Linked DNA regions of Homo sapiens: all the other regions are linked to region 2. A link is a contact called in ENCODE Hi-C or POLR2A ChIA-PET data. All regions are on one chromosome and are shown on one strand. Each heading gives the region's core, a stretch centred on a gene start or an enhancer-like site at or near the end of the contact. The rest is flanking DNA. Distances are from core to core; before and after follow the strand shown. Region 1 holds the start of GCAT (glycine C-acetyltransferase). Region 2 holds the start of EIF3D (eukaryotic translation initiation factor 3 subunit D). Region 3 holds the start of HMGXB4 (HMG-box containing 4). Region 4 has its middle 14 kb from the start of MIR6069. Region 5 overlaps MCM5 (minichromosome maintenance complex component 5). Region 6 holds the start of DDX17 (DEAD-box helicase 17).

Region 1 (3,206 bases), core at 132-2,631, 1.3 Mb before region 2:
CCCCGAATTCTAAAGCCCAGAGTGAACACAGCTGACCTTAGGAGCAAACAGCCAGAGGGGAAAGTTCACACAGCCTGGGAAAGGCAAAAACAGGATGAGAACTTGGGTCTCCTAATTTCCCATCTTTTGACCGGCTCTAAGCTTCCCCTGAGGGAGAGAAGGGATTACCTGGGACCTCTGTTTTACAAATGAGTGCAACAGCACCAAGGGTTCTATGCCTATTTCCTGGGCAGAAGGCAGCTTTGGGAGCTTGTTGATGATTACCACTCACCTGAGGCCTGACACGAATAAGTCAGGTGTAACCACTGGTTAGAGTGAAATGAGGGAGGGCTGGGAGTGGTGGCTCACGCCTGTAATCCCAACACTTTGGGAGGCTGAGGCGGGAGGATCACTTGAGGTCAGGAGTTCGAGACCAGCCTGGCCAACATGGTGAAACCCAGTCTCCACTAAAAATACAAAAATTAGCCGGGTGTGCTGGCACGTGCCTGTAGTCCCAGCTACTTGGGAGGCTGAGGCATGAAAATCGCTTGAACCCGGGAGGCAGAGGTTGCAGTGAACCGAGATCTCGCCACTGCACTCCAGCCTGGGCGACAGAGCAAGACGAGACTCCATCTCAGAAAAAAAAAAGGAAAGAAAGAAATGAGGGAGACCTGGCAGGGCCAACTCATCATGTGATTTCTGTGGCAGCCCTGGGACCCCTTGCTTGCTATGAGTTTACCCAGCAAGCTGTCCTCTCTGGCCAGTCAGGCAATGTTCCAGCTCCAATATTCCAGCGCTGCCTGCAGCTAGCTGGGGGCTTTTGGGCAAGCCATTTCACATCTGTGGATTTCAGCCTCTTCGTTTGTAAAGTGGAATTAGTCATTCCTGCGTCTAGAAGTTAGCAGGAGTTCACGTGCAGCAACAATTGGTAGAGACCTTCACAAAGGAGCCGCTCAAGAAATGCGGGTTTTCTTGCTGGGCAAATCGCCTCCCTCCGTCAAAAGGGTTTAACCAGGCAAGAGTCAATATTAGGAAGCCATAAAGTCGCCCTGAGAGATGCGAAGGGGAACAGTAGCTAAGAGTGTAGGAGCCGCCCACCCCCACCTCCAGGACCTCCATTCCAGCGCAAGCTCGGGAAAGGTCTTGGAACGACTCCCGGAACGGAGCGTTACCTCCGGAGACGCCGTCCACGCGGATGTGCGGCCCCTGACGGGACGTGATGACCCGCTCACTCTTCCAAGTGCCAGCTCCGCGGATGCCTTCCAGCTCCCCCTCCAGAATGCCACGCAGCTGGGCCAGCGCTGACTGTGCGCGGCGGCCGCGGGGCACCCAGAAGAGTGCGGCGCGCCAGGCGTTCCCAGGCCACATCGCTCCTACCTCGCCCGAGCGCGCCTGCCTGCCTGGGAGCCGTGCGCATCGCGGACGCAGCCTGGTCGCGTGGCCGGGGGCCGGGCTCCAGCAGCCAATCGGAGCTAGGGGGGCTCGCTTAAAAAGGCGGGGAGGCGGGCCTAGGACGGGTGGGCGGGGCCTGGCGGGATCCGCCAGGGACCGAGAGGCTTGACTTGTAAGTTGAGACTGCCGAAGTCCGGATGGCAGAGGGGAGGGAAGGGGGCGGAGGAAGTCGCGTCAGGGCCAAGCCCACCAGACTCCCCACCGCATTCCCACGTACTCACCTCTCGGCCGGAAATGGGGTACCCTCTGGACCCCAAAGGCAGAAGCCTAGAAGCCGGCTAAGGCACGTTCCGCAGCCTCCGGGACTAAGGATTCCTGGCTTCTGTCCAGCTCCTGAACCCTCCCCCGCCATTCTCAGGTGCAAACGCCCCAGATGTCCCCACTGCCTGCCCGCCTAACCGCTCCGCATTCATTCTCCAGTCTTCAAAGTGAGGAAAAATACACCGCTCAGTTTCTCCCTTTTCCAATTTATTTTAAAGTTTTAAAATTACAAAGACAGCAAAATTTTCCCGGCACAAGTAACACTTGTTTAAAAAAGGGGGTGGGGGGGGGACGCGCAAGTGCGCGATTTTTCTATTTTATTAAAAATAAGAGAAAGACAACTGTACAGGTTTTTTCTCCCAGCTCCCGGGTGTGAAACTAAGTACTAGCCCTAGATATGTATATATACACAAACACACACATGCACACAGATCTAGCTCTGTAAAACTACTTAGCAAATCCCAAATCGACTGCAGTAAGTCTTACTATCCACTGCCCGCCCACTCCCCCTCCCCCTCCCGCAGCTACAACTACTTATAATAAAGGACTCAAAAAGAGATCGGGAGGTTTTAAGTGGCCGCAGCCCCACCAAACCAAGCAAAGACACCTCTTGTACAGGAGGAACAAAAATCCAGAGGAAAAGAAAAGTCTTCCTAGGACACAATCCATCGATTGCGTGGAAAAACCTAAGTTTCAACAGGGCACACTGAGGCACTTGGCTGACTCCCCACCCTTCCCCTGAAGTTTTCACTCCGGTTTAACAAGAGAATTTGCTGAAGCCACAAAGATCCCCCAATGGCTACATCCTAGCTGACTGGGAGAAACTATGGCTTCTCCCATCCAGCTGTCACTTGGACCCCACTCCCCTTCCCTAAGAAAATAGGGAGGCCGAAAGCGCAAACTAACAAAAATGAGAAGGAAACTGGGTTTGGGCCCCCACTGCTCACCACTGGGAGGTGGAAGTCAGCCCGGTGGCGGTTTTTTTCCCCCTCCTTCCTTTGCCGGCTGGCTGCTCCCTACCACCTCTCTCCTGCTGGCCAAAGGTTCTGAAACTCTCACAACGGGTGCCCAACTCAAAGAAAACTCACTCACCCTAAAGATATTCCTGCTAACCTCACAATTCCTGGGTTCCCTCTCATCTAGCCAGAACAAACTGCCTTGTGTCTTCTCCCCACCCACATCTACCTTCATGGCAAACAAGCCAACAAAACACACAAGCCCCCCCCGCAAATCCCTAACCCCGTAAGTAGGTTAATAGCAAAACAAAATATAAGTACATTCTCATCATTAGATTGGTTGTTGCTGTCCTTGCACAACTGGTTAAGGAAAAATGAATTATTCTGTAATTTCTGAAGAATCCAAATCCTGTCTCTTATAAAGTCAGAACAGAAGGGGGCAAAAGGTGGTGGTGAGCATCAAGAGAGAAAAAAGGAGAAAATTATTTACAGAAAATAGGAGACAGGAGGGAGTGTCCGCAAGAAAAGACTTCATTGTCACTTCTTCTTGCCGGCCCT
Region 2 (3,440 bases), core at 510-3,009:
AACCTATGTCAGGTAGAAAGGATCTGAGGTTTGAATAAAGTCATGCCCTCAGATTATCTTTCATTGTTTTAAAATTCCGAAAGAAAGACACCAGGAGGAACTCCATAGCCTGGGAGTTGCTGAGAGGACAGCACTGTTATCTACTGTAGTAAAGCAGTTCCTGAGTCGTCACTTCAGAATCACAGCTAATGCGGAGCTCTTGGGCTCCAGCATAAACATATCCGTATAATCTATCAAAATGAGACCCAGAATCTGAATTTTTAAAAATACTATCCTGGTCAGGTGTGGTGGCTCACGCCCGTAATCCCAGCACTTTGGGAGACCGAGACAGGAGGACTGCTTGAGCCCAGGAGTTTGAGACTAGCCTTGGCAACATGATGAGACTTCGTCTCCACAGAAGTTTTTTTTTTTTTTTTTAATTAGCCAGGCAGCCGGACGCAGTGGCTCACGCCTGTAATCCTAGCACTTTGGGAGGCCGAGGTGGGTAGATCACCTGAGGTCAGGAGTTCGAGACCAGCCTGGTCAGCAAGGTGAAACCCCGTCTCTACTAAAAGGAAAATTAGCCGGGCATGTTGGTACACGCCTGCAATCCCAGCTACTCGGGAGACTGAAGCAGGAGAATCACCTGAACCTGGGATGCGGAGGTTGCAGTGAACTGAGATAGCGCCACTGCACTCCACTCCAGCCTGGAAGACAGAGCAAGACTCCGTCTAAAAAAAAAAATTAGCCAGGCATGGTGGCATGCACCTGTAGCCTCAGCTGCTCCGCACGCTGAGGCGAGAGGACCACTTTAGACCAGGAGTTAAAGACCAGCCCGGGCAACATAGTGAGACGCTGTCTCTACAAAATTTTTAAAAATCATTAGCTGGCCGGGTACGGTGACTCATGCCTGTAACCCTAGCCCCAGTGGGTGGACTGTTGAGCTCAGGAGTTTGAGACCAGCCTGAGCAACATAGCAAAACCCCATCTCTACCAAAAATACAAAAATTAGGCAGGCGTGGTTGTGCGTGCCTGTGTACACCAACGACTCGGGAGGCTGAACTGGGAGGATCGCTTGTACCTGAGAAGTCGAGGGTGCAATAAGCCGTGATCCTGCCACTACATTTCAGCCTGGGCGACAGAGCGAAACCCTGTCTCAAAAAATAAATAAAAATAAATAAAAACACTGTTCCAGAAATCCCTGTCCTACAATTAAGTTTGAGAACTGCGGAAGTATGGTTTGAACTCTGGCGGTTAGAACCCTAAACTAACAGTCTGATCTAGGCAGGTCACTTGGCACTTCTGAGCCTCAGTTTCCACAACTATAAAGGCGGAGGAGTAACAATAAGGACCGCCTAAGACACCGACGGACCTCCCCTGCGCTGAGTTTCACATTAAGCAGGCAGGTAGAACAGGCGGGGAGTCGCGGGTGACGGTGGGATACATGGGGGCTGAGGCGCGCCGCGAAGCATTGTGGGACACAGAAGGGCGCCAGTCGCTCCCCGCCTCGAGCTTCGATTGCGCGGCCGCCAAGTTTCAGTGATGAACGCCCTCTTTGGGCGTCCCCGGATACCGCCTGACGTAGTGCCAATCACACCTCTCGCGTCTCGGCGCCTCGGAGGCTAATGAGGACGCCTGGCGAAACGCAGTAACGGATTTCCGGGTGGACCTTCGCTTTACGGCTCGTGAGTTCTTCCGCCCAACCCAGAGGAAGCGGGAGAGCAGTTTACGACAGCGCCGGTCGTGTTTACGGCGGCGCCCGCTGCGCGCGCATGTTTCCTCTTTTCCTGGTTTCTCAAGAGTGCTGCTGCTAACGCGGTCCCCGGCACGCACCATCTGTTGCCATCCCGGCCGGCCGAGGCCATTGCAGGTGAGCGGCGTGTTTCATAGGTTCCTGCGGCCCTCCGGAGCCGGTTCGGACTAGGTCCAGCCTTCGGGGGGCCTCCCGGAAGAGACCTCTCTTAGTCCCTTCCTGCTGTTGCCGTCCCTCCGCTGGGCGGGGCAGGAATCCACTTTCGGGGGCCCCGCGTCCCGCACGCTACTGAACGCGGGACACGACCTTGTGGGTGAGGTCCTTGGCCCTCGGCCCTGCTCAGTGCCCATGAGCTGGGTGAATTTGATTGTCACTTAACTCACCTGGGTTAAGACGGAGGGGTAACAACAAAGTCTTTCTGAAGTGGCCGAAAACTCCCTGACTTTTTGAGTGAGGTCTTAGGGGTACCAGGCTGAGCGGTGTTTGGCCCCTGTTCTTAGGAATTCACAGTGCATAGGTTATCTTTCCTTTTTTGTGAAACTGGAGGCTAGGATAGAGAAGTAGATTTGATCTCTGATCTTAAATCTACCCCACCCCCTGTTCAGCGATGGACGGCTTATGATCTGTAGTGGCCTGCCAACCACAGAGCCCCTTCTGAGTGCCCTCTTGGAACCTCCCTATCCTGCCCCTGTGACTAGTACAGCTGTTACTTCGTTTTTGCTGAGCGGCTCAGTTTCTCCTCCTGGTTCCGCTCTGCTCTTAAAAAAAAAAACATTTATTAAAGCCAGGGTATCTCATCCCTGGCTTTCCAGGGAGGTGATGCAGGTCGAGCCTCGGGCCTCTTCCCTTCTTGAGCTTCTGACAGAACCCGATTTTTTAAAGTGTGTTTTGAGACTCGTTGTCTTGGTATTATGATGTACGGTCTCAAACCCCTGATCTTTGCGGGCTGCTGCCCAGCTGTAATATAATGGAAAGAAGGCTGGACTGACAGCAGGCAACCCTGGAAATCAAATCTGTTTTGAAATGATGAGGTCAGCTGCTTGAGTAGGCTGAGCTTCAAATTTTTGCCTCTAAAGTAGGGGTGGGGGGGTGGTCAATGGTGTTAAATTATCTGGTATAGGGCCTAACACGTAGGAGCTCAGCAATATTTATTTAATACAAATTGTTCTGAGACCACCACCCTTTTTCTTCTGTCCTCTTCCTATAGTTTCTATTAGAAAGATGAAACTTCTAGGTTCATCCTGTGTTGCTGTCACCCAAATGTCATCTCTGAAGGAAGCCTCAATCTCCCCAGCATGGGGCTTTGAGGAGAGTTTACTAAGTTCAGCATACCTGTTCTTTTGATTGCTCTCCAGCCTCCAAGAAACATTTGATTTTTGTTTTTTTGAGACGGAGTCTTGCTCTGTTGCCCAGGCTGGAGTGTAATGGCAGGATCTTGGCTCACTGCAACCTCCGCCTCCTGAGTAGCTGGTATTACAGGTGCCCGCCACCACGCCCAGCTAATTTTTGTATTTTTAGTAGAGACTGGGTTTCACCATGTTGACCAGGCTGGTCTCGAACTGCTGACCTCGTGATCCGCCCACCTCGGCCTCTCAAAGTGCTGGGATTACAGGCGTGAGCCACCGCGCCCGGCCTCCAAGAAATACTTGTGTAGTGAATTTTCCTCTAGGAACTCGCCTTCTAAGCATTTTCAGAAGGTTACAACGGA
Region 3 (3,084 bases), core at 49-2,548, 1.3 Mb after region 2:
CAAGAACTCAAAATGCCAGTCAGTGCAGGTAAAGGAAGATGCACATCCGCCGGTTGCCAATTTCTGAAATTTTCTTGTTACTTCTACGATACAGACAAGTGATGCCTTCTCAACTTCGTCCAGGTTTCTTCCAATCTCCGAACACGGTGACTCCGAATCCTCTTGCCACTCCCTTCTCCAGGGACCTACCTAGGCAGCACTCCCAGCCCCTGCCAGCTCTGGAAGCTGCAGAGATCCCGACAGTCGGGGATGGGGATTGAATCCTCTCATTGCAGTGCAATTAAGCGGAACCACGACCACCGCACAGATTGGCTGACAACACACATTCCATAAGACCAGCAATCGAATTTTGAGAAGCCTTGTCCAATCAACAGGCTTTATTTGGGATTCAGTTTTTTACTTTGTTCTATTAGGAGGAAATATAATCAGCCACCAGCTTAGCCCTCCAAAAGAGGGGACAGAGATGTTTCTCCGCTTTTGCACGCTATAAAGTGAATCTACAAGTAGTAGTTGGTGGAGGGAAAATGGGCCTGCATGGAGAAGGCGCCCACCACGAAGGCACGGCCAAGCCGGGTTGCACGCAAGAAACACACAAAATACCAGGTGATTTACACAAACAGCCCCCAGGACCACCATTTTTGTGGTCCCCAAGGCAAACCAGTGGGATTCTCCCGGCAGTTTTGCGGCAACAGCTAGCTCAACAAAGCTCTGTGAAGAGGAAAAGAAGAAAGCTCCTCGTACTTTCTCCTGCCAGCCGCAGCCCCAGCCCTCCCGTGGCCGCGGCCACGAGCCCTTTCCCCCTGACAGCCCGAGGGACCCCCGCATCGCGGGTTCCGAGCCGCACAGCTCGACCTGAACCCGGGTTCCCGCGTCTCCGGCGGCCTCACGGCGCCCCCGAGGGCGGAGACGGCCCGGGCAGGGGGAGGGGCGGCCCGGGTCCGCAGGCCCCCGGGGCGGCCGCACGCCCCCTCCCGGCCCCGCAGCTTTCCCGCCTTCCCCGTTTGAACAGCTCCCGCCCGCCCTCCTCCTTCTGCCCGCTCCAGCCCCTTCCTGGGGGCGGCTGCGGCCGCTACTCCAGTCCCCGGCTCGGCCCCTGGGCTAGGCCGCGAAGGGCCTGGGGCACCCCAGAGGTGATGTCGCGGGCCCAGGGCGGCGGGTGGCGACGGGGCGGGGCTGCTGCCGCCTCAGGGTGGGGGCCCAGCCCGGTCTCCTGGGGTCTCCGCTCGCCGCTACCTTCACTCGGCTCGCCCGGATCCCGCCTCAACGCCGCCGATCGCCGCCATCTTGGAGAAGGAGAGAAAAGCGCGAGCGGCCAGGGAGCCTCAGTCGAGCCCAGAGCGCAGACTCGGGCTCCGGAGGGGGAATCCCGCTCGACCAAGAGCGCCGAGCGCATCGAATAAAACTCGGAGCCTGCTGAGCGCGGGAGCTGGCACTTATTTATTGAGAATTTGCTATGTCCCAGCCTTGCCCTAGAAGCTTACAAACATTATTTCACTTAATCCTCACTGTATTCCTGTCGCATTTTGCAGAAGAGAACCAGGCTGAGAGAAGTTAAGTGACGTGCCCAAGGATACACAGGTAGTTGGAATGTGAGACCGAGTATTACTCCAAGTCTTCTGATTCTGAATGCAGTGCTTTCCCCAAAATACTATGCTGTTTCTTTCAAGATATTGTTATACAGCAGTTCTCCTCTTTGCAACACCTAGATCTATGCAGATTAATAGCAGTGTGCTTATTTGGACTTCAGCATCTACATTTGAACATTTGGCATATTAGGGGTGAGGTGAAGAACTTATCTTTGTAACAATGTACAGTAAAATAATTTGCATGGCGAATCATCTACATTTTTTAGTTAGAAACAGTCTTCAGAGAGAGAGAGGAAGAGATGTCATATACAGGCGAGAACACAATTTTTCTGATTTGCCATTGAGAACTTCGACCAATGAGTAGAAATTACAGTGTATAGAACTTGGTTTGATATGAAGAAGAACGCCAGGGGCGGTGGCTCACGCCTGTAATCCCAGCACTTTGGGAGGCTGAGGTGGGTGGATCACCTGAGGTCAGGAGTTCGAGACCAGCCTGACCAATGTGGTGAAACCCCGTCTCTACTAAAAATACAAAAAATTAGCCAGGCGTGGTGGCGCGTGCCTGTAATCCCAGCTACTTAGGAGGCTGAGGCAGGAGAATCGCTTGAACCCGGGAGGCGGAGATTGCAGTGAGCCGAGATTGCGCCACTGCACTCCAGCCTGGGGGACAGAGTGAGACTCCATCTCAAAAAATATATATATATATGAAGAATAACTTATTTTTCTAGTACAGTTCAGTAGTACAATGGGCTTCCTTGTGAGTAGTGAGCTCCCTCCCACTGGAGGAGCGCTCAAGCAGAAGCTGGTGTTACTGTAAAGCAGAGAAGTTAGAGATGTAGATTGGCTTCTAGAGTTGTGAACCCCATGCAACGTAAAATCATGTGTGCAGTGTGTGTTTTCCTAGGGCCCAGGCCCCATAAAAAATTAAGAACCTCTGTCCTAGTGTATTTTCCATTGCAGAGTTGGGTGAGTGCTTGAAGACGAGGTAGTCATGAGACCAATAAAAGCAAGGTGATTTGTCTGAGACCACACTCTAATCAGTGATCAGATAAAGATGAAAAGCCAGATTGTTAGACTCTGGTTCAGTGCTCTTTTTGCTATATCATGCTCTCTCCCCCTCTGCACTGAGTAGAAGATTGATTCTGTTTCTTACAACTGTGAGATGCTGAGATGTTAAAACACCTGAGATAAAGTTGCTGAAATCATTTGCAAAATGTAACTGCAAATACTTAATAAAAGTAGCATGGCCTTTTTCTCCGCAGCTCCCATCCTACTCACCAAAAAGACAGGCAATGAGTTTCACCAAAAGGTGTTAGATTGCATTTCTGGGACACCCTGCCTGACGTTAGGCTTCCCTTTGAGGCATTTAAGAGCCCTAATGATGTATTTCCTTTTTGTTCTTCAGAGCCCTAAATCCATTGGTCAGGATGATTTCAGTTGTGACAGAAACCCATTTCCATGTGTTTCCCCAGAAGAGGGGAATTTATTGGCTCACATG
Region 4 (3,323 bases), core at 417-2,916, 1.2 Mb after region 2:
CAGCTCCCAGCACCTGTATCTCCCTCCACTCTGCCGGCACCCCTGCTCGCTCCTGGTCCCATGGCTAATCCTTGGATCTAAGGCTAGGCTGCCCTAGGATGAATCTAGCCACCCTCAAACTCCCACTAGGGCAGGGGGCAGGGGGCAGGGAGTGGAGGCGGGTGTTTCATGTGGCAGCCCCTCTGAAGACACTGTGGCCACCTGCGAAAGAGCAGTGTGTCTGGGAGAATGGACCCAGGGCCTAGAGGGCAGCAGAGGGCAATACAGGGCTGCTTCGTCCCTTTGAATTCATACGTTGAATCTCTAATCCCTAGTATATCAGAATGCGATTGTATTTGGAGGTAGGACCTTTAAAGAAGTGCCAGGCACTGTGGCTCACACCTGTAATCCCAGCACTTTGGGAGGCCGAGGCGGGTGAATCACACGAGGTTGGGAGTTCGAGACCAGCCTGGCCAACATGGAGAAAACCCGTCTCTACTAAAAATACAAAATTAGCCAGGTGTGATGGCGCATGCCTGTAATCTCAGCTACTCAGGAGGCTGAGGCAGGATAATTGCTTGAACTGGGAGGCGGAGGTTGCAGTAAGCCGAGATCGCGCCATTGCACTCCAGCCTGGGCAACAAGAGTGAAACTCTGTCTCAAAAAAAAAAAAAAAAAAAGTGATTAAGGTACAATAGGTACAATAGATCATTAGGTGGACTCTAATCCTTGATGAATGCTGTCCTTATAAAAATGGGACTTTTGAACATAGAGAGATGCAGAGGGGATATGATGTGAGGCCCCAGGGAGAAGATGACCATATACAGCCACGGAGGGGCCGGAAGGAACCAACTGAACAGATGGAGTCCACGTCCTTGATGTTGAACTTCAGCCTCTAGAACTGTGAGAAAGAAGATTTCTGTGTCTAGGGGCCTGTCTGTGGGGCAGGGTGGTGGCGGTCCACGCGGAGAGGGTGGGAGGCACTGGCAGGACGGGGCAGTGGTGGCAACAGAGATTGGTTTCTGCGGGGATGGGGGGAGAGAAGGAATGAAGGACGGCGGGAAGCAGGTTTCTCACTGCTGGAGAAGGGAATTAGACATAGGGGAAGGGCGGAAAAGAGAAGGAATCTGTGGTAGAGCTGGAGTTACTGGGCGAGCTCATGATTTGTCTACACGTGGAGACAGAAACGGCAATGCACACGGATCTGAGCGTGTCGGCTGAGAAGGCGCGGGAGCAGGGGGCCCCAGCAACGGCACACCGGGGCTCTGTAAAGAGAGGGAGGGGACCGGGCTCACTTTTGCCCACCCAAAGCTCCCGTAGCTGAGCTCCCAGCTTGTCTCACCAAATCCTCCCCACAACCCTGTGAATCGGGACGTTTAAGAAGATCTGAGGCTTCCAGAGATGAAATCCCTTGTGTAGTCCCACAGCAGAGCCCGGCGGTGAAGCCAGACCCTCGGACTCCAGCTCCCAGCCCCATCACCATTGTTACTCAGCCCCACCAGTCAGAGGGCGTGTGCGCGTGTGTGTGTGCACGCGCGCGCCTGTGAGCTCGCGCGGGGCAGGAGCGGGCAGGAGCCGGCAGCACCCGCCCCTTTCTCCCGGTGTCTGTACCCGGGAGGGGCTGATTTGGCCGCGGTGGACTCCACCCTAGTGCCCCGGCAAGCCCTGTACATGCAGTGCTACTGCCATCTCGTGGTCGCCTTGAAACACTGACCCTGAGCAGGGGCCGTAGACCGTGCTCAGGACTCAGAACTGGGCCTACCTCCAGCCACCTTGGAGCGGGCAAAGGCTTCCTAAAGCGCCTACCGAGAGCCCGCAGAGCCCAATCCAGGAACGCCAGGGGGACCCTGCCGTGTTGCCAGGATCAAGACAGCCCTGACCCTCTTAGGGTTAGCAGCCCAGACCAGGAGGAAAGACAGACACAGTCCTTTGGTTCTCTCCCAGTGGGGAGTAGGGACAGACGTTATTCTGGAGCTGGGAAGGCAATACCAGAGGCAGAGCAGGGGTCCCTAGAATTACTGAGGAGTCTGAGGGGCAGGGCTCTGAGCCAGGTGTCTGGAGCAGAGGCCATTCTGGAAGGGAGCAGGGAACCATCCGTGACAATAACAACATGTACAGAGCATTGTCTACATGGCAGGTGCTGAGTTACTTGTTGGCTCAGTCAACCCTAACAACCCTATGAGGCAACGAGTGTTATCTGCCCATTTTACCAGTGAGAAAACAGAAGCACAGAAAGGTTAAGTAATTTGCCTAAGGTCACACAGCCCAGAAGTGGCCGGTCTGGGAGGTGGGTACTGACACTAGGGCAGGAGGTGGAGGGGTCGGTGTCCAGGCCCAGGGTGGGATCGTGGTGGCCCAGGGGAGCCAGGAGGGAGAGGGCTTGGTGGAGGCTCTGCAAAAGGCTTCCTCAAAGGCAGGCCTGGGGCTGCCCCCCAGGCGCCCTTTCCCCTGCCCACCAGCCCCTCCCAGCTCCACTCAACCCCTCCCCTCCATGCCCCCGGCCCAGCGCCTTCCGATGTAGCTGGGCCCAGCGGGAGCGGCGGCACCTCGTTAATCCTGCCCTGTGGTGCCAGGTGGAGGCCCTGCTCCTACCCAAGGCTCCCACCAGACAGCTGGCCCTCATTTTCTTGGGGCCAAGACTTCCTGCAGCTGTAAAGTGATCCCGCCCAGGCCTGCAGCCTCAGACAGAGCCTGCTGCCAGGGAACCCAGCCTGACTGCACTGATGAATTCCCGCCAGCGCCCCCCCCCCCAGCCCCCATGCAGCCCCAGCAGCCTTCTCTCTGAAGGAGGCCTTCAGGCAGCCTGGAACTGTTCCAGCCAGCCAAGCCGAGACCTCTGCAGGGGCCACCTCCTGCCTGGCATTCAAGGCCCTTCATGGCCCAGCCCACCCCATCTTACCTCAGCAGCCTTAGGCCGTCCTCACAGAGAGCCTCCTGGCCCTGGGCGTCCCGTCCCATCTTCTTCTTTTCACAGCGTGAAACAATGATTGAGTTTATGTCTGTCTTTCTCGTCCCTTTCCCTCCCACGTGACCCCACAGGGCTGGCACCTGGCCGCTTCACTTCTGTCTGGCGGGCACCTAGCGCTATGCTGTGTGCAGCTGGCTCCCAGGGGATGCACCCACAGGGAGGAATGAACAACCTGGCAGTTTTCACCCTTAGCACCTGAGGCCCTCCCAGCCCTGGGGGCCTTCTGTGGAAGTTTCCTTGGGTTTCCCAGCTAACACAGGGGAGAGGAGGCCTTGGCTTTGATCCTTGTAAAATCACAACTCCCCTCTAAGAGGTCCCCAGTTAAGTAGGGAGAGAATGAGGGAAGCAGGCAGTGGGGTGTGGGTGGGGCAGGCAG
Region 5 (2,986 bases), core at 293-2,792, 1.1 Mb after region 2:
AATGGAAATGTGAGAGCTACTTACCTGTCAGTGGTTTTAAAGTTGTAATAATCTAGGTAGTTTGTGTAAATGTGGGGTGGGCCATGGACTGAGCCCTGGGGAAGCCACCCCTCTGAATCAATTCACTGCAGCCAGAGGGCTGAAACAAACCTGAAAACCCTCAGTGGCCCCTGCTGCCCTCAGGTGTAAGCAGGAGCTCCCCATCTCGGCACTCAAGGCCTCTTACACCACCTGGCCCCTCATCCCCTAGACTCCCACTCGGCCCTCCAGCCACTCAGTACCTTGCCCAGGCCGGGGTTTTCACCTGCTCCTGCCATCCCCTCCCGCCTGGAAGTTCTTCCACATCCACCACTCTTCAAAGCCCAGCTCAGATTAACCTCCTCCCAGAAAACCTTCCCCAAGGCCCAGCCCCGACCTCCTCCTTCTCAGACCTCCTTTAGCACCTCCTTGGAACTGCGTGACCCACAACAGCCACCACTTTACCCACATGTCCCCAGCGGTCTCACAGTTTTCTTATTTCTCCAACTAGACACTAGGCGGCTGCCTGCCTGGAACCCTGCGTTTCACTTCTCTTGTATTTCCTGTCACAGAAGTGAAGACTTGGCTTTCAGTAATTCCCCAGTGATTTGACCTCAGTCCTTCTGCCTTAATCCTGCACTTAGGCAAACACCCTCAGCCCAGGAGCCACAGCTAGGACCAATGTGTGGAAGTTCCAGGGATCACTTAATATAAAAATGAACGTTCTAATGATATGAGCAACACAAGGACATCCTGGGCTACCTCATGAAGTAACGAGCTGCCTGTTACCAGAAGTATGCAAGCACAGCCTTTTAGCAGGGCTAAGCCAGGACCCCAAAGCCAACTCACCAGAGCCATCTGTGTCCACCTGGATGCCCAGGACACGGATGTAGGAGCTTCGGATGCCCACGCCCACCCTGTCACGGCCCCTGCTGGTAGTCAGGCCAAACTTCTTGATGGAGTAGATGCCCATGATGGTAACCCTGTTCCCAGGGACGACCTTGTCACACAGGTACCTGAGAGGAGGGTAGAGGAGAAAGGAGAAAAGCTGAGATTCTGACTTGGACAGCAAGTCTCTGATTCCACCCATGCCCAGGACACGCAGGGTCCACTGCAGCATTTTTGCCACAGGCACCACATGCTGAGCTGGCTCCAGCCCCACGGAGCCCAGAGAACGGCCTCTCTCCCCACGTCACTCAGCCCATGCTCAGCTGCTTGGAGGATGGTGTTGCCCACAGTGACAGCCAAACAGAAAGGCAGGTGGTGGCCTGACTCTCGCTGAACTCGCTAACTCATTTGTACGCTGGTTTAGGAGGCTTAGTGCCAGCCCACAGAGCCCTCCAAAAGCCCCATCTCCACGTGTCTGCTGTCAGCTCACTGTGTGGTGCCCTTTAGCCTCTCAGGGCAAGACTTCCTCTTCACGCCCCCCAGCCTCCTTGAGGGGCCACTCGCCCTTTTTGCCTCTTCATGGCTCTGTGAGCTCATTTTGCCTCTGGGTTTTCATTTCCTGTTTTCAAAATGAGATGTTGAAACAGGGAAGTCTCCAAGTCCCCCAGTCAGAGACAGGGTGGTGTGGAGGGACACTTAGTCGCTGTGTGACCTCAACGAAGTCATTGCACCTCTGAGCCTAGGGGGATGACGAAGTGGCCTGCCTCTCATGTTGTGGAGTCAGGTGAGGCAGCAGACATAGAAGTGCTTTATACCATCAGGCATCACAGCTCCAGAAAAGACCATCACCGTCACTCCATGAGCCTCCAACTCCCCTCTTCCCATACCCACTTCGTAAGTTTTCAGGATTCATGAACTGCTTGGAAAATCATACATCCTGATTACGTAATCTGCATGAAGGAATTGTGCTAAACACCACATGCATTTTCAAGCAGCCCTCTGAGAGATTAAGGACTGTCCTTATCCCCATTTTACTGATGAGGAAACTGAAGCTTGACAAAGTCACATAACTTGCCCAGGGAGCAAGAGCCTGACCCCTACATACTCTGTTGCCACTAATGAAGTTAACAGAAGCTACAGATCCGCTCTCCTCAGAACATCTGCATGCAATTTCAGGATATGCAAGCCCAGGTTAGAACCCTAATCAAAGATCTCAAAACCTTCCACCCAGGTTACTATGAGGGGCCCAAGCTCAGTACCCTCTCCCCCTCAGTAGAATCTTTTTTGTTTTCCTTTTTGAGACAGGGTCTCGCTCTGTCACCCAGGCTAGAGTGGAGTGGTGTAATCACAGCTCACTGCAACCTCAACCTTCTGGGGTCAAGTGATTCTCCCACCTCAGCCTCCCAAGTAGCTGGGATTATAGGTGTCTGCCCCAACACCCAGCTAATAAATTTTTTTTTTTTAGATACAGGGTCTCAGTATGTTGCCCAGGCTGGTCTTGAACTCCTGGCCTCAAGCAATCCTCCTGTCTCAGCCGCTCCAAGTGCTGGGATTACAGGCATGAGCCACCGTGGCTGTTCAGCAGGATCTTAACAGAAAGCCTGGGGTACGCTGGGCGCAGTAGCTCACGCCTGTAATCCACGCACTCTGGGAGGCCAAGGCGGGCGGATCATGAGGTCAGGAGATCGAGACCATCCTGGCTAACAAGGTGAAACCTCATCTCTACTAAAAAATACAAAAAATTAGCTGGGCATGGTGGAGGGCGCCTGTAGTCCCAGCTACTCGGGAGGCTGAGGCCGGAGAATGGCATTAACCCAGGAGGTGGAGCTTGCAGTGAGCCGAGATCGCGCCACTGCACTCCAGCCTGGGCTACAGAGCCAGACTCCGTCTCAAAAAAAAAAAGAAAGCCTGGGGTAGGAGGTGGGGTGTCAGGCTGGGAAGAGGCTTTGCCAGCTATTGGTTATCTAGCTGTGCATCCTGGGCCTCTTATCCTAAGAAGAACACAGACTTTGGAAAGCAATGCACATAGGCTGAAAGCCCGGCTCTCCTCCACACAGGAAGTCATTTAATCTCTCCAAGT
Region 6 (3,204 bases), core at 448-2,947, 2.0 Mb before region 2:
AGGAGAATTGCCTGAACCCGGGCGGCAGAGGTTGCAGTGAGCCGAGATTGTGCCACTGCACTCCAGACAAAAAAAAGAAAAAGAATATGACCCAGGCGAGTCTCAATCACTTTAAGAGGTTCACTTGCCAATGTTAAGAACGTACTTGGGGAAAAAGAACACATAACCACAGAAAAATCAGTGGTCCATGTTTTTTTTCTTTTTGAAGCTCCTTTTCTTATGCTATGTTCCCAAAAATTTGGGAAACAAACACTCAGCACCCACACTGAGGGGCCAAATCTCCCCGCTTCTACCCATCTGTTGAATTGAGACGTTAGATGGGCCCGTCTCGAGGGCCCTAACAGCTCAACAGTCGTGTGACGCCATTTGGCCAAGCTTGCGGGGCTTCAAAATGCAGTTTGAGACGACAGGAAGCAGGTAAGGAGAGGGAAGCCAGTCTGGAAGGAATTGAGCGGAGAACGTGGACTAGCCTGGTTAAACACTTGTCCTTAGCCTTCGCCCTTTCTGTGTCTAAAGACCATCGCTCTGAAACCTTGTTCTCCTGAGAGTGCTGGGGTCTTCTCCGGGCCTTCTGAGGAGCGCCGTTCAACGGCAGCAAAGGGCCCACGGAGTCCACTGGGGCTCCAAGCAATTTTTTTTTTGAGACGGATTCTTGCCCCGTCGTCCAGGATGGAGTGCAGTGGCACGTTCTCGGCTCACTGCGACCTCCGACTCCCGGGTTCAAGCGATTCTCCTGCCTCAGCCTCCCAAGTAGCTGGGACTACAGGCACCCGCCACCATGTCCTGCTAATTTTTGTATTTTTCGTAGAGACGGGGTTTTGCCATTTTGGCCAGGCTGGTCTCGAACTCCGGGACTCAGGTGATCCTCCCGCCTCGGCCTCCCAAAGTGTTAGTATTACAAGCGTGAGCCACCATGCCTGGCCTCCAAGCACATTTTGTTTCTGTATTAGCAACAGCTGTGCTCGGCCAGGGACGGTAAAAATATACGGTTCAGAAAATGCACCTCAGTGTGAACCAAATGTAGCTGAGGGCACTTTAACCTGGAAGGGACATCGCCACCTCACAAACTCCGGAAAGAAAGGGACACGGCTCTTCCATCATGGCTGCCGGAGACAGAGCAGCGAAAGGCAACGGAAAGGAAATGGCGCCGGGGCCCGCCGCCATTCTCAGCGGGCCCAGGGCGGTGGGGCGAGAGGGCTGGCGGCGCCATATAGGAAGGCCAGCCACGGAATTTAAGACCCTCCCGGCCTCTGGCGCCAGAGGACTCTGAAACTTGATAACAATATGGAGGACGGTTATTGTCTCTGCAAAGCAACTTCTTCAAGCCGGCCGCGGGGTCTGTACCGAGATCGGAATCAGGCAAAATCCTCTATTCTCTAAACAGAATGCGTTACGCATACTGCGCATCTTAGCAACAGCAGGCCGGCTAACGACGCAAAGAATGTTACGTCGCACCAGAGGCGCTTCCTCCCACCTCATCCCACGTTCTAGTTCGGGTGGCGCGAGAACTCTACGCTCGCTCCGTACTTTGTTTTTCTTGTACAGACCGCAAAATACACCCATCGTCGCAACTGACGTAAAGTGCTTCCAAGAATACCCGTAGTTCCCCGCGGAGCCCTCGGGCTATTCCGAGGCGCTGTTTACGTATCGTCTCCGCCGTACGCAGCGTTAAGTTGGAGCCGACTCAGCGGCGGCCGCCATTTTGTGCAGTCGCTGGGAAGGAAGGAGACGCCTAAACCGCGGCACTGCCCGGTTTGAGCGTAGCCAAACCTGCCCACCGGCTTTGTAGCCCCGATTCTCTGTGTTTTGCTCCCGTCTCCGACGAGAGAGGCGGCGACGGTGGCGTCTGCGACGGGAGACAGCGCGTCGGAGCGAGAGAGCGCTGCGCCTGCCGCCGCCCCAACAGCGGAGGCGCCGCCGCCATCGGTCGTCACCAGACCGGAGCCGCAGGCCCTCCCGAGCCCGGCCATCCGTGCCCCGCTCCCAGATCTCTATCCTTTTGGGACCATGCGCGGAGGAGGCTTTGGGGACCGGGACCGGGATCGTGACCGTGGAGGGTAAGGGTGGGGGAGGAGAGGAGAGGCCTGGCGTGGGGGTGGGGGAGTTGCTTCTTGGGGAGGCCCGGCGGACTGCGAGCCTGGGAGCCTTGCTCTCGACCCGGGAGGCGAGGGGAGGCGACTCGAGGCGAGACAGCGGTTTCGTGCGCGGACCTCGGCCCCGGGGTCACTCGGGACCCGAGGAGGGCGGCCGCTTGGCGACGCTGGGCCTCTCCGTGCGGACGGCCGTCGTGGCGCGGCCCGGCCCCATCCCAGCCCCGCGGGGGATCGGGAGGGGCGGCCTGGCCGCATCAGCCCAGGCCCGGGCTTTGGCGCCTCGCCTGGTTTCCCGGCTCTCGAGCCGGGCCGCTTCGGGCGGGCTGTTCGATGTCTCCAGGCCTCGGCGTTCATCTGAAAAACGCGGATCTTCCTGAGAGAACACTTCAGCCCAGGAAAGCCTTACACGAAATGGCACCCTTGACGTTCTCTCCCCAGAGTTCACTGTTTAAGGCACGGGAGACGAAAAGACCAACTTCTCATTTTTAGAAATAGATTTTAATTCTCTTCAGTTATATTTTAAGTCGGAGGAAATGCATTGGGATGTAAAGCAGTGGAGTTGCTTGCCATCTAAATGACCGTGTTTGGGGGAAGGATGGGTTTTTGGGTCGTTACTTTAGTTTTAATCTTAATATTTCAGCCTTTTTTCTCTAATTGGACTGCAGCGTCAACTATTCTGCCTCGCTAGAAAGTTCTTGGTATTGTGGACCGGGCGTGGTGCCTCAGGCCTGTAATCCCAGCGATTTGGGAGGCCGAGGCGGGCGGATCACCGGAGGTCAGGAGTTCGAGACCAGCCTGATCAACATGGAGAAATCCCGTTTCTACTAAAAATAACAAAATTAGCCTGGCTTGGTGGCGCATGCCTGTAATCCCAGCTACTCGGGAGGCCAAGGCAGGAGAATCGCTTGAACCCGGGGGGAGGAGGTTGCAGTGAGCCGAGATCGCGCCATTGCACTCCAGCCCGTGGCAAGAGCGAAACTCCGTCTCCCCCGACCCCCCCGCTTCCCCAAAGAGTTACGTGACGCCACTTGATATGTGTGTGTGTGACCTTGGTCAAGATCCTACCTTTTGTGAGCCTGTTTCCTCTGAGGAACGTGATAATTGCCTTTAC

The links. A loop is a pair of places that touch in the nucleus more often than their neighbours do. ChIA-PET counts read pairs that join two places held with the same protein, here RNA polymerase II (POLR2A). Pooled maps may share reads with other maps.
Region 1: a pooled map shows a loop between it and region 2 (6-fold over the local background). The contact joins the promoter of GCAT here to the promoter of EIF3D in region 2. A Hi-C loop is called at or near these places in 4 of 50 pooled maps.
Region 3: a map of B cell shows a loop between it and region 2 (14-fold over the local background). The contact joins the promoter of HMGXB4 here to the promoter of EIF3D in region 2. A Hi-C loop is called at or near these places in 1 of 168 maps with a recorded cell type or tissue (B cell), 1 of 37 single-sample maps with no recorded cell type and 10 of 50 pooled maps.
Region 4: a pooled map shows a loop between it and region 2 (8-fold over the local background). The contact joins the enhancer-like site here to the promoter of EIF3D in region 2. A Hi-C loop is called at or near these places in 3 of 50 pooled maps. POLR2A ChIA-PET finds 5 or more read pairs at or near these places in 2 of 52 experiments (BJ and PC-9).
Region 5: a pooled map shows a loop between it and region 2 (6-fold over the local background). The contact joins the enhancer-like site here to the promoter of EIF3D in region 2. A Hi-C loop is called at or near these places in 1 of 168 maps with a recorded cell type or tissue (CD8-positive, alpha-beta T cell), 1 of 37 single-sample maps with no recorded cell type and 2 of 50 pooled maps.
Region 6: a loop to region 2 is called in a pooled map, with 13 times the contacts of the local background. The contact joins the promoter of DDX17 here to the promoter of EIF3D in region 2. A Hi-C loop is called at or near these places in 1 of 37 single-sample maps with no recorded cell type and 7 of 50 pooled maps.

The regions. Positions count from the first base shown.
Region 1 is chr22:37,806,109-37,809,314 of GRCh38, reverse strand. GCAT (glycine C-acetyltransferase) reads right to left here and starts at 1,381. Exons shown (of 9, transcript NM_014291.4): 1 at 1,152-1,381. The coding sequence starts at 1,347. H1-0 (H1.0 linker histone) reads right to left here. Exons shown (of 1, transcript NM_005318.4): 1 at 1,883-3,206. The coding sequence ends at 3,186. RefSeq lists a silencer at 1,277-1,566 and an enhancer at 2,995-3,206.
Region 2 is chr22:36,527,485-36,530,924 of GRCh38, reverse strand. EIF3D (eukaryotic translation initiation factor 3 subunit D) reads left to right here and starts at 1,759. Exons shown (of 15, transcript NM_003753.4): 1 at 1,759-1,849. RefSeq lists enhancers at 1,489-1,888, 2,199-2,248.
Region 3 is chr22:35,255,707-35,258,790 of GRCh38, reverse strand. It overlaps HMGXB4 (HMG-box containing 4), which reads right to left and starts at 1,298. Exons shown (of 11, transcript NM_001003681.3): 1 at 1,234-1,298. LOC105373017 (a long non-coding RNA gene) reads left to right here. Exons shown (of 4, transcript XR_938210.3): 1 at 1-603; 2 at 1,530-1,578. RefSeq lists a silencer at 739-1,238 and an enhancer at 1,504-2,004.
Region 4 is chr22:35,349,259-35,352,581 of GRCh38, reverse strand. No RefSeq gene overlaps it. Among named protein-coding and RNA genes, the nearest start is that of MIR6069, 14 kb to the right of the region's middle. RefSeq lists enhancers at 1-104, 1,415-1,534, 1,101-1,609, 2,200-2,732, 2,733-3,265 and 1 more and a silencer at 1,635-1,754. Within about 2 kb of position 1,666, at least 26 of the 41 ENCODE cell types and tissues checked have a DNase peak (open chromatin) inside an H3K27ac peak, as active enhancers do.
Region 5 is chr22:35,408,792-35,411,777 of GRCh38, reverse strand. It overlaps MCM5 (minichromosome maintenance complex component 5), which reads right to left. Exons shown (of 17, transcript NM_006739.4): 7 at 868-1,034. Among named protein-coding and RNA genes, the nearest start is that of MCM5, 10 kb to the right of the region's middle. RefSeq lists enhancers at 1,130-1,269, 1,350-1,569, 1,660-1,719. Within about 2 kb of position 1,542, at least 11 of the 41 ENCODE cell types and tissues checked have a DNase peak (open chromatin) inside an H3K27ac peak, as active enhancers do; they include CD8-positive, alpha-beta T cell, where a contact is called at or near this core.
Region 6 is chr22:38,504,804-38,508,007 of GRCh38, reverse strand. It overlaps DDX17 (DEAD-box helicase 17), which reads left to right and starts at 1,697. Exons shown (of 13, transcript NM_006386.5): 1 at 1,697-2,057. The coding sequence starts at 1,771. RefSeq lists enhancers at 862-1,271, 849-1,740, 1,672-1,861, 1,741-2,632 and silencers at 1,952-2,221, 2,252-2,421.